Linked DNA regions of Homo sapiens: region 1 is linked to region 2. Evidence: chromatin loops called from intact Hi-C (ENCODE). Cell type or tissue: K562. All regions are shown on one strand. Links, peaks and the distances in the headings refer to the core of each region. The heading gives the core; the rest is flanking DNA. Region 1 has its middle 4.0 kb from the start of COTL1. Region 2 has its middle 39 kb from the start of LINC02176.

Region 1 (2,500 bases), core at 1-2,500, 350 kb before region 2:
TGTTTGTATTTTTAGTAGAGATGGGGTTGGCAGGCTGGTCTTGAACTCCTGACCTCGTGATCTGCCCGCCTCGGCCTCCCAAAGTGCTGAGATTACAGGCATGAGACACCGCACTCGGCATTTTTTTTTTTTTTTTTAAAGGCAGGGTCTTGCCTGCCTCAAAAAACTCTGTCACCCAGGCTGGAGTACAGTGGTGCAATCTCAGCACACTGCAGCCTTGACCTCCCAGGCTCAAGCGATCCTCCCACCTCAGCCACTCAAGTAGCTGAGACTACAGGCACGTGCCACCACGCCTGGCTAATTTTTGTATTTTTTTGTAGAGACAGGTTTTTGCCATGTTGCCCAGGCTGGTCTGGAACTCCTGAGCTCAAGTGATCTGCCCGCCTTGGCCTTCCAAAGTGCTGGGATTAGAGTTGTGTGCCACCCGTATGGGGATTTTTGTAAAGCCCCCTGAGTGATGCTTACGTTCGACTGGGGCTGAAAGTCACTGCTATAGATAATAGATACACTTGTATGTGTGCAAAATATATCCAGGGTTATTCATTGAGCTTTACTTTTAAGGCAGAAGGTGAGGGCTAACCTGAGTCCCCATCAGTGAGGGGCTAGATGAATAGGTAATAACGCTGGTGAACCATGCACGACTATGAAGCTGTAAAAGAAAGAAAGGATGAGGACCCTCTCTAGATGCTGGTATGGAACATTCTACAAGATAGATCATGAATACGCAAAGCTAGCTACTGAATAGTGTGTTCAGAACAACACTACCTTTTGGGTAAAATGGGGTGGGTGTTAATATTGTATTTGTTTTGTTTTTTTCAGAGGGAGTCTCGCTCTGTCACTCAGGCTGGAGTGCAGTGGCGCGATCTCGGCTCACTGCAATCTCTGCCTCGCGGGTTCAAGTGATTCTCCTGCTTCAGCCTCCTGAGTAACTGGGACTACAGTGCACGTCACCACGCCCGGCTAATTTTTGTATTTTTAATAGAGACAGGGTTTCACCACGTTGGTCAGGCTGGTGTCGAACTCCTCATCTCAGGTGATCCGCCCGCCTTGGCCTCTCAAAGTGCTGGGATTACAGGCGTGAGCCACCACGCCCAGCCTGCATTTGTTTATATTGGCATTGGCATTGAAACTTCTGGTAGAGAACACAAGAGAAAACTAACAGTACCTGTGGTGGAGGTGAAGCAGAAAGTCAGGCAAAAAGGGTTAGGGATTGGGGTAGGAGGGTGGTGGGTGTTACTACATACCTTCTTGTTTTAGTTTAGTTCTCGACCACGTGAATGTATTATCTGTTCAGAATGCTAAACTACCACCCAGAAACGTGGCTGCCATACTGAATTCAATCCTCAGTCTCCATGGTTCAGCGTTCCTGGAGGAATCCTATGAATGTGTAGGGAACTGGGAAGCCCCACTTCAGTCCTCCTTTCATTGCTGTTCTCTTTCTAGTCATTGTTGCGATCGCCCTCTACTGGACCGAAAGTGTAAGGGATTGGTTTGAAAGAGAACCCTGATTTTGAGCACCTTGCTGTCCATTTGCCCAGCTAAAGGAGAAAAATAAACCTCATATCAGAAATAAATATTCTGTGTAAATATTTGTTTAAATTGCAATCCATGTGATATAAAACAATCTAATTCAATTCATGTTTCTTTAAGAGAAATCAAAGTATTTGACACTTAACTATGTGCTATGCACTGTGTTAAGAACTGGGGAAGTAGGCCAGGCGCAGTAATCCCAACAATTGGGAAGGCCGAAGCAGAAGGGTTGCTTCAGCCGAAAATTTGGAGACCAGGCTGGTCAACATGGCAAAGCCCTGTCTCTAAATAAAAATAAAAATAAAAGCTAGTCAGGAATGGTGGCAGGTGCCTGTAATCCCAACTCGCGAGAGGCTGAGGTGGGAAAATTGCTTGAACCAAAAAAGATCAAGGCTTCAGTGAGCTATGATCAGGCCACTGCACTCCAGCCTGGGCGACAGAGCAAGACTCTGTCTCAAAAAAAAAAAAAAAAAGGAATTGGGAATTGCTATAAATTAATCCATCCATTCATTCATTCTTTCCTGGCACTGAGCCTATTTCGTGTCCAAGGCGGGGTCACAAACTTACTTGCCTGTAGGGGGCAGGCATGGAATGTAAATGAACCAAGCACAGACCATGTAAGAAAATTTGTTCTGGAAAAGGTGATCCTCTCTGTTCTGTCTTCCTCCAGGTGAAAGTTTCATGCTCAGAGCAGCTTCCTCATCCAAAGAGAGTCACTGGTTCTCAGCTCTGCCATAGTTGCTATGCACAATGCCAAGCTTCTGGTTGTTTCAGCAAAGCAAAAAATCTGGATGTCTCTGAGAAATCTCTTATTCCTACATTTTGGTGATAAAAATGCACACAAGAGCTATTTGTGTGCAAATGTGAACTAGACTAATATCTCCCAGTCCTCTCAGGGCTTAAAGTCTATTATGGGTGACAAGCATTTACTTCACTGTGGACACTGTTGGTTGTCAGCAACAGAAAACTC
Region 2 (9,501 bases), core at 7,002-9,501:
CTCACTGCAACCTCCGCCTCCTGGGTTCAAGAGACTCTCATGCCTCCTGAATAGCTGGAATTATAGGCGTGTGCCACCACGCCCGGATAATTTTTGTATTTTTAGTAGAGATGGGGTTTTCACCATGTTGGCTAGGCTGGTCTCAAACCCCTAACCTCAGGTGATCCTCCCTCCTCAGCCTCCCAAAGTGCTGGGATTATAGGTGTGAGCCACCAAGCTCGGCCTCCAGGTGTTTCTATCTCTTGGGACCCTGCCGTTCCTTGATGCCAGCTGCAGCCCATTGTTACTTTAGAGACAGTTTAGCAACTGCCTGACCATCACCTGAGGGTCTCCTGATATTCCTGGGGGAGGGGGGCCTTTCCTAACCTGCTCATGTCTGCCTTGTAGAGAAAATTTCCTAACAATTTCCTCGTAGAGACAGCCTTTATGGATGTAACCCGAATATGAGCTAGGGTCCCAGACAGCTCGGTCTAGAGAGAGTCACAAACGTGCACAGTCCAGTCACCAAAAATGGTTGGAAAGGAATCTGGGGTTTTACTTGCATGTCTCTAGAACATTGAAAGGAATCCACCTCTTAACCCACAATTACGTTTCTCGAAATCCTGCTTCCTCTCCTCCCTGCTTCTCCTGTATCCTGCTCTGCTCCAGAACCTTCCTTCAGTCACCCAGAACTGCCCCCGACATCCAGCCCTCATTTCTGCCTCTCCTCCTCCCCTCGCCTCCCCCAGCCCTTGCTTGGCTTAGAGGGAGGAGCTTCTTCTTCCAGTTCTGCTTGTTTTCTCATGGCCTCCTCTAGAATCTGGATTCTCCGCCATAAAGGACAGCCTCCTCGCCTGTCCCCTCCTTCCTCTCTAGGTCCTGTCTCTCGCTGCCCCTTCCCCGACTCTGCTAGAAGTGGAACCAGCCTGGGAAAGGCAGAGCTCCCCTTGGAGAGCAGAGGAGGAGGAAAGCCAAGTGGCAGACACGGTGCGCCTTAACTGGCGAGGACCAGTCCCGAAATGCATCCTGTGTTTCACTATCTGCCCTGCGGCTGGTCCCCCTCGTCATCATCTCCTCTTCTGCTGGAGTTTCTCGTCTTTAGAGCTTTCCCCTGGCTGGGCATGTTCTTTCTCCCTCCCGCTCTGCCCAAGGAGAGGTGACGGGGGGTGAAGGAGGCCCTGAACTTCGTGGCCAGAACACGACAGAGGCTCCAGCTTTGGGAGGGGTGGGTGTGGGCGGATCATCTGCAGTGGCTACTTTCTCCAGTCTCTTCCAACACCCCGCAGCCCACCCCATTGCTGAAGGACCTCAGTTAGTCCCCAGCCTCCACCCTTGCAGGGCGTGTGTTCCAATCAAGCTCCACCGGAGGGTCCCCTTCCTCTCCACCAGTCCTCACCCTCCACACTGGCGTTCCTGAGCACCCCAGGATGCCGGGAGGTGTTGCCCACCCCCACCCCAGCCCACCCTTGCCGTGACCTGCATCCTCACCCCTAGCACCTGGAGGTTGCTTTGCTGATGACACGGTGGGAGCAAGATTCAGGTGGCACGGAGCAGAGGGGTGGGGTCAGCCTCAGGGGACAGGCTGAATCTCTGGGAGCCTCAGCTTCCTCCATCGAATGGATATGGTGACCTCTCCCACCCCTCCTCATGGGGCGCAGTGGGATCTGGAGCCCTTAGGTGTGCTTCAGGTGTGGGGTTGACGAGAGGGCATGGGTCATTCCGTTACCCTGTGCCAGCACGTGCTTGCTGTTCATTCACTATGCCGTGCTAGGAGGCGATACCGCGAGGAACCAGGGACGGATGCAGCACCTGTCAACCACATACCCGGGGCTTGAGTGCTGTTATGAGGGCGTGGGCCTATGGGACTCCGAGGAGGGGAACTAACCCTGCCAGGGGTGACCAGGGAGGCTCCCTGGAAGAGGTGGATTCTGAGCCAGGCCTTGAACAATGAGTGAGAAGTAGCCATTCATTTCTTCATTCATGTAGTTAACAAGCATCTGTTCCAAGTCTGGAAGTACAAATGCGCATTGAGTTGGAAGACAAGGGCCCATACGTGCTGCCCTGGGAGGGCTGGCCAGGAGAACAGAAGACATCTCTGACCTCCCTTTCAGGGCCCGTACCAGGTCCAGGGCTTGGCCAGGCTGGGTGTGGGTATGGGAGTGGGCAGGGCTGGCCCACCCAGGTGGGCCACAGAGCCAAGGGGGCCTGAGCCTCATCCATTAGGTGTGGTGTGGCCACACGGTGAGGGACAGGAAAGGATGGAGCTCCGTGACTGTTGATAGGGACAGATCTCCAAGACATGTTGTGACGTGCAAAACAGCAAAGTGAATGTTTGCTACCATTCGTGCACAAACACATCCGTGAGCAAACGTGTGTATGCACGCACACACACCTGTTGGCTTCAAACGTGTGTGTGCACGCACACGCACCTGTCAGCTTGAAATGTGTGTATGCATGCACAGGCACCTGTCAGCTTGAACATGCTCAGAGACCGTCTAGGCCCCGCGTGGGTACCACCCGCTCAAAACATGAACTTAATAGTTTTCAAATAAATAGAGGTTAAAAAACCCCAAAGACCCTGGCTTTAGAGGGTCCAGGTTTTGACGCTGAGCCTCGGTTTTCCCCTCACAGCTCCTGCTCCCTGGCGCTTTTGTGAGGAGCTGGCACACGAGGGATGGGAGGACTGGGAGCTGGCCGAGCTAAGGGTTTGACTGTTGGTAGCTGCTGCTGGTGCTGCTGTTTCTGTTTCTGGTGTTACAGCCACTTGCCCTGCACCCCAACCCCTCGAGTGATGGGGGAGAGCCGGGGAAGCCCTAACCTTACTTGGGTCTGGGCACCTCCCATGTCTCCAAGATTTCTCCCACTGCAGTTTGGAAACTGAGCTTCAGAGACCTGAATTCAGTCTCGTTCTAAGCACACTCGCATACACCAGACATATAATCTCACAAAATTGCATAAACACACATACAGCCATGCAAAATTACATGTGCACACAATCATCTCTCACGATCACTCAAAATCACATAAAAACCACACACAAATGCAAACTGCACTTATGTAAACACAAAGTGTCACACACAATCACACAATCACACACGCAATCATGCACAATCACACAAACACAATCACACACGCAATCACACAAACACAATCACAATCACACAAACACAATCACACACAATCACACACGCAATCACACACACAATTGCAAACAGTCGCACACAATCATGCAGCCGCATACAATCACAATCACATTCACGCACACACAATCACGCACACACAATCGCGTACACACAATCATGCACAATCACGCACACACAATCATGCACACACAGTCACGCACAATCACGCACGTACAATCACGCACACACAATCACGCACAATCACGCACGCACAATATCACGCACACACAATCACATACAATCACGCACTCACAATCACGCACAATCACGCACACACAATCACATACAATCATGCACAATCACGCGCACACACAATCACCAGCACGCAATCACGCACACAATCACGCGCACACAATCACGCACAATCGCGCACATACAATCACGCACACACAATCACGCACACACACAATCACGCGCAGACACAGTCACGCACAATCACACACAATCGCGCACACACAATCACAGTCACACACAATGACATACACAATCACATGATTACACAGATCACACAATCATGCTCACACACAGTCACACACAGAATCACGCACACACACAATCACAGATGCACAATGCAGCAAGCCCAGCTGCTGAAGTACTCAGCTCCTTCTGGATGAAGCTGGTACCCCGATCCCAGCCCAGCCCTCGCTTCCCAGGCCCCAGCAGTAAGAGGTCAGGAAGGGCTGGGCCAGGAGGGCAGCCCCAACGATGTTGTCCCCAGACCCACCAGCCAGACCCCAAAGGTGGGCTCAGAGCCTCCAGCCCCAGCGGGAAGTTCATCTCTAAAGCCCCCCAGCCCACCAACCATTCATAAGCCCCAGCTTAACGGGGGCCCCTGCTGTGATCTCAGCCTCCCAGGGAAGGAGGGGCTGGAGGGCTGTGGAGAGCCCAGACAGAAAGAGGTGGCCCTGCGGTGTCTTCCTGGGGCAGATGGAGTCATCTCAGGGCAGAGGCAGATCCTACAAGTGGTGCCTGTCCACTCAGCGCCTTCCCCTGTGAAGCTCCAGTTCTTGGTAGAAAGCCTGACCTTTGTGATGGGGGACAGTGGTGGCCATGGCTGGCGCTCCCCGCCTGTTTACTCCGTCCTTCCGGAGCTGCTTGCCCTGGAAAGGAGCAGAGGCCTTAAGATGGGGCACAGCAGAACCCAGATGTGTTCCTAAGGGAGCGTTAGACAAGCCCCAATTGAGGAACATTCTACAAAATATCTGGCTAATGCTAGGCAGGAAAGACTGAGAAACTGTCTCCAGTTGAGGAGTCCCAGGAGACATGAGCACTGTGAGAGCCAGCCTGGATCTGGGGGGCCCCGCGGGTCATTGTGAGATCTGGAAGAGGCTGCGGACGAGTTGACAGTGGTGCCTCCATGCCAGCTTCCTAGTTTCAATAATTGCCCAGGGGTTAGGCCGGGCGCGGTGGCTCACGCCTGTAATCCCAGCACTTTGGGAGGCCAAGGTAGGTGGATCACCTGAGGCCAGGAGTTTGATACCAGCCTGGCCAACATGGTGAAACCCCATCTCTAATTAAAAAAAAAATACAAAAAGGCCAGACACGATGGCTCATGCCTGTAATCCCAGCACTTTGGGAAGCCAAGGCGGCTGGATCACCTGAGGTCAGGAGTTCGAGACCAGCCTGGCCAACATGGTGAAACCCCGTCTCTACTGAAAATACAAAAATTAGCTGGGCGTGGTGGCGAGCACCTGTAATCCCAGCTACTTGGGAGGCTGAGGCAGGAGAATCGCTTGCAACTGGAAGGCTGAGGTTTCAACTTGAAACTGGAAGGCTGCATTGAGCCGAGATCTCGCCACTGCACTCCAGCCTGGGCAACAAGAGCGAAATTCTGTCTCAAAAAAAAAAAAAAGAAAAAAGAAAGGGAGGGGGATGCTATATAAAGGGTATGTAGGAAATCTCTGCTATATTTGCAACTTTTTTGTAAGTCTGAAATTATTTCCAAGTGAAAAATCAAAAATTTTTTTCTAATAAAATGCAGCACCCAGCTAGGAAGGTGAGCACAGGGACTGCCTGCATCCATCAGAGACTTGCTCCTCAGAGGACGTTTGCCACCAATATGAGCGGCCCTGGGGGCAGTGAGCTAGCGAGGCCTGGTAGAGGAGGGGGCGAGGCCAAAGCAGGCAAAAAGGAGGTGGGATCAGGGCCCACCCTGCCTCGAGGTTGCTGTGGGATACTGGGTGGATAACGGCGATACAGGCGCAAACACGTGATGCTGTCGTGTTCTGCCATAAAAAGGCATGAAGTCTGGACACGCGCTACCACATGGGCAGAACCTGAAAGCATAATGCCGAGTGAAAGAAGCCAGACACAGAAGGACACGTTTTGCAAGATTCCGTTTCTATGAAATGTCCAGAACAGACAGATTCATAGAAACAGAGTAGACGAGTCGGGGCCAGGGGCCGGGGGAGGAGACGGGGAGGAGGAGTAGGGACTGGCTGCTAATGGGCATGATGCAAATGTTTTGGACCTAGATAGGATTGAGCTTGTACAAGATTGCAAATAGATGATATTAAGCGCCATTGACTTATTCAGTTTAAATTAGTTGCTCTTACATCACGTGAATTTTATCTCAATATATTATTTTTCTAAAAGTGAAATGCTGTCCTGGGTGGGTGTGCGCAGGCACAGCCTCCAGCTCCAGCCAGGAAGAATTGGGGCCCAGGGAGGCAATGAATCTGAATTTCAAGGTGGAATCTCCTGATACGTAGATCTTAGCAACTGACTAAAGGTATTTCATCAACGCCATTGGGGGCAGCTCTAGGTCTCAGCCACCAGCTTGCAGTCTTAACCCAAGATGACCTGGGGTGGGGTGTCTGTGTGTTCGGTGGAAGCATCTGGGAGATGGCCACCCCTCACCTCCTTGGGGTTTACTTGGAGAAACGAGGACAGACGGAAAAGTACCTCCAGGCAGAGAGAAAAGCTCTAGACAAACACCAAGATGTTCATGGTTTTAAAAGACAAGAGCTGCAGCCTTTTAAAATCCCACAGGCCTCTCTGCCATGGATGAAACACTTTCTGGGGAGATTGTAAATGTTTACTCTGGTGGATTTTGTTATAAATGGACGTGGTTTTGTTTGGTTGGTTATGTTCTTGTTTGCTTTTTTTTCTTTTTTTCTTTTTTGAGATGGACTCTCGCTCTGTTGCCCAGGCTGGAGTGCAGTGGTGCAATCTTGGCTCACTGCAACCTCCGTCTCCCGGGTTCAAGCGATTCTCCTGCCTCAGCCTCCCGAGTAGCTGGGACTACAGGCGCCCGCCACCACGCCCGGCTAATTTTTTTTTTTTTTTTTTTTTTTAGTACTTTTAATAGAGACGGGATTTCACCATATTGGCCAGGCTGGTCTCGAACTCTTGAGCTTGTGATCCACCCGCCTCTGCCTCCCAAAGTGCTGGGATTATAGGCATGAGCCACTGCGCCCGGCCATCCTTACTATTTCTTGAGCACCTACTATGTGCCAAGCATCCTCCTGCCCTTCAGGATTCATTATTGCTGATCCTCCCAGCAGCTACACGAGGCAGAAGTTGTTGTCATTTTACATACAAGGAAACTGAGATGCAGAGGCAGGAGGTGACCCACTCCGGGCCTCGCAGCTGACGAGGCTGGTGCTGGGATCCTGAATAGCCGGCAGATGACCAGATTTGGTGGTTTCTGGTTGCATTGAGCTTGAAAAGCCTGTTCCCCTCCACCCAGGGAATCCCCTACTCTTTCCAATGCTGGGTGCGAAAGCTGTGATTTTCAACTTGGAGCATGTTGCTAAAATACAGATCACTGGGTGGACATCAGAGTTTCTGACTGGGGAGGTCTGGGGTGGGGCTGAGAATTTCCATTTCTAACAAGTTCCTAGTGATGCCGGTGTTCCCGGTCCGGGGAGGGGAATGCACTTTGAAAACCACTGTCCTAAATAAAACAAGTTCATTCATATTAAGGTTTGGGGGACTGAGAACAGCTTCAGTATGAGCCTTCCCCCAGTTAGATGTGATGCTGTAGTGGGGAAGTTACAGGCTGAGGGTGGGAAAGGAAGGGACATGTTTTGTTTTGTTTTGAGACAGAGTCTCACTCTGTCGCCCAGGCTGGAGTGCAGTGGGGTGATAGCTCACTGCAACCTTTGCGTCCTGGGTTCAAGCAATTCTCCTGCCTCAGCCTCCAGAGTAGCTGGGATTACAGGCGTGCACTACCATGCCTGCCTCATTTTTGCATTTTTAGTAGGAACGGGGTTTCCCCATGTTGGTCAGGCTAGTCTCGAACTCCTTACCTCAGGTGATCCGTCCGCCTCAGCCTCCCAAAGTGCTGGGATTACAGGCATGAGCCACTGTGCAGAAGGGACATGTTGAGGGAGGGAAACTGCAAAAAACCCAGCCCTTTCCTGCCCCAGGGCCTTTGCACATCTGGTAACCGCAGCTGCAACCCCTCACCTCCCTCCAGGGCCCTTTCCTGACAACTCATCCTCCACAATATCCACCCTGATAGGGGATATCTCCTTTTCTCAATGCTGATAGCAGAAATCACAGTCTACAAATTGCATATTTAATTTCTTGTATTAGTGTCTTTTTTTCTTGAGTCTCACTCTGTTCACCCAGGCTGGAGAGCGGTGGCACGATCTTGTCTCACTGCAACCTCCGCCTCCCGGGTTCAAGTGATTCCCCTGCCTCAGCCTCCCGAGTATCTGGAATTAAAAACGTGAGTCACCATGTCCCTCTCATTTTTTTGTTTTTAGTAGAGACGGGGTTTTGCCATGTTGGCCAGGCTGGTCTCAAACTCCTGACCTCAAGTAATCCACCTGCCTTGGATTCCCAAAGTGCTGGGAGCACAGGTGTGAGCCACTGCACCCAGCTAATTAGAGTCTACTGAGGGCAGACGCCTTGCTGGCACACGGTAGGTGCTCTGTAAATATCTGTGGACCTACTGAGCAGATGGGCCAGCGATGGGTGAACTTCCCGCGGCCTGAGCAGTGTGTGGGTATTTGCTGTCTCGTGGCGCCCCCTGGTGGCCGTCATGCAGCACACGCTGAGGGGCCAACCCGTTTTCTCCCTGCAGGATAAGTCCCTCACCTGGCACCCACTTCCCATGTGGCCACCATCGGTGACGTGGGCAGATCCACAAAGTGGCAGCTTTTGGCCCCCATGGAGTTCTGTGCTTCTGGATGATCAGGTGAGTTGGAGGAAAGTCCCTGTTAGAGTTTCTCACATCATTAGTAATGGCACCATGATTAAAGAGCTAGTGCTGATCATGTTAAACATAATACGATCCTTGTTTGCTGCCTATGGGCCCCGAGCAACCTCTCTCAGCCTCAGTTTTTCCCCATCTATGAGATGGTGATGATTGCAAGAGTTAAGGGAAACGGTGCGTGTTAAATCAGCACAGGACAGGCAGGTTTTCCATAAAGAAGCGCTGTCGTATTTGGGGGAAATTTTCTCCTGAGCATGGGCTGATGACACCGTGAGAGGTCAGCCCTGTTACTCACCCAGCTGGGCATGTCAGAAAGCTTCTTGGCCTCCATTTCCCCACCTGTGAAATGACCACCTTGGCCACACTGCCTCCCAGGGATGTGGGGGGAGCACCAAGGAACACCAGAGCTTGACAGCTGGTTCCCAGATACGAAGGATGGGGAAAGAATTTTCTGTAGGAGGAGGTCAGACTCCTAGGTACCACCCCCCAGACCCCAAAGGAGAGGGGCAGCTATTCCTGGAAGATCACGGGGTCAAGGACAGCAGGCACTACTCGGGGCAGAAAAGGAGAGAGGAGCTGGTCTATTTACTGCCCAGCGAAGCTTCTGGGCCCTTCTCTACCGAGTCCCAGCAGCCAGTCTTCCAGTCAGGAGATGGGGGCCGCCTCATGGAAAAGCTGGCTCCCTACACAGCCCTGCCAGGCAGTGGGCTGGTGTCTCACGCAGAACATGGAGGAGGGCTTCTAATAGGAAAGCCAGAGAGCACGCAGAGGAGAGAATGCGGAGTGGGGAGCCTGGGAGTACACCACCCAGGAAGCCAGGGGAAATGCAGAACGAAACCCCAGTATCCTTAGAGACAGGGAACAGCAGGGCATCCGCAGAAGACACTCTGGCTGATGTTTCCTCAAAAACACAAAGGAAAATAAAAAGCTTCTGGAAATTAAATCTACCATAGCCTGAATTTTAAAAAACATCCAGAAGAGCTAGAAGACAAAGCGTGGCGTGGTGGCTCACACCTGTCATCCCACCACTCTGGGAAGCCGAGGTGGGCGGATCACTTGAGGTCAGGACTTCAAGACCAGCCTGGCCAACATGGTGAAACCCCGTCTCTACTAAAAATACAAAAATTAGCTCGGCGTGGTGGCACACGCCTGTAATCCCAGCTACTCAGGAGG

What was found. A loop is a pair of places that touch in the nucleus more often than their neighbours do. Peaks named below come from ENCODE experiments on the same cell type or tissue, not always from the same donor. Only the 100,000 strongest peaks of a DNase experiment are listed, where the experiment ranks them.
Region 1: a loop joins it to region 2, with 7 times the contacts of the local background. A loop is called at or near these places in 18 of 110 quality-filtered maps.

The regions. Positions count from the first base shown.
Region 1 is chr16:84,620,859-84,623,358 of GRCh38, forward strand. No RefSeq gene overlaps it. Among named protein-coding and RNA genes, the nearest start is that of COTL1, 4.0 kb to the left of the region's middle. In K562, for the core only: CTCF peaks have their summits at 1,468 (motif pointing left) and 2,104 (motif pointing right); DNase peaks (open chromatin) are centred at 1,453 and 2,083.
Region 2 is chr16:84,962,577-84,972,077 of GRCh38, forward strand. No RefSeq gene overlaps it. Among named protein-coding and RNA genes, the nearest start is that of LINC02176, 39 kb to the left of the region's middle. In K562, for the core only: a CTCF peak has its summit at 8,142 (motif pointing left); a DNase peak (open chromatin) is centred at 8,145; H3K27me3 peaks cover 584 bases.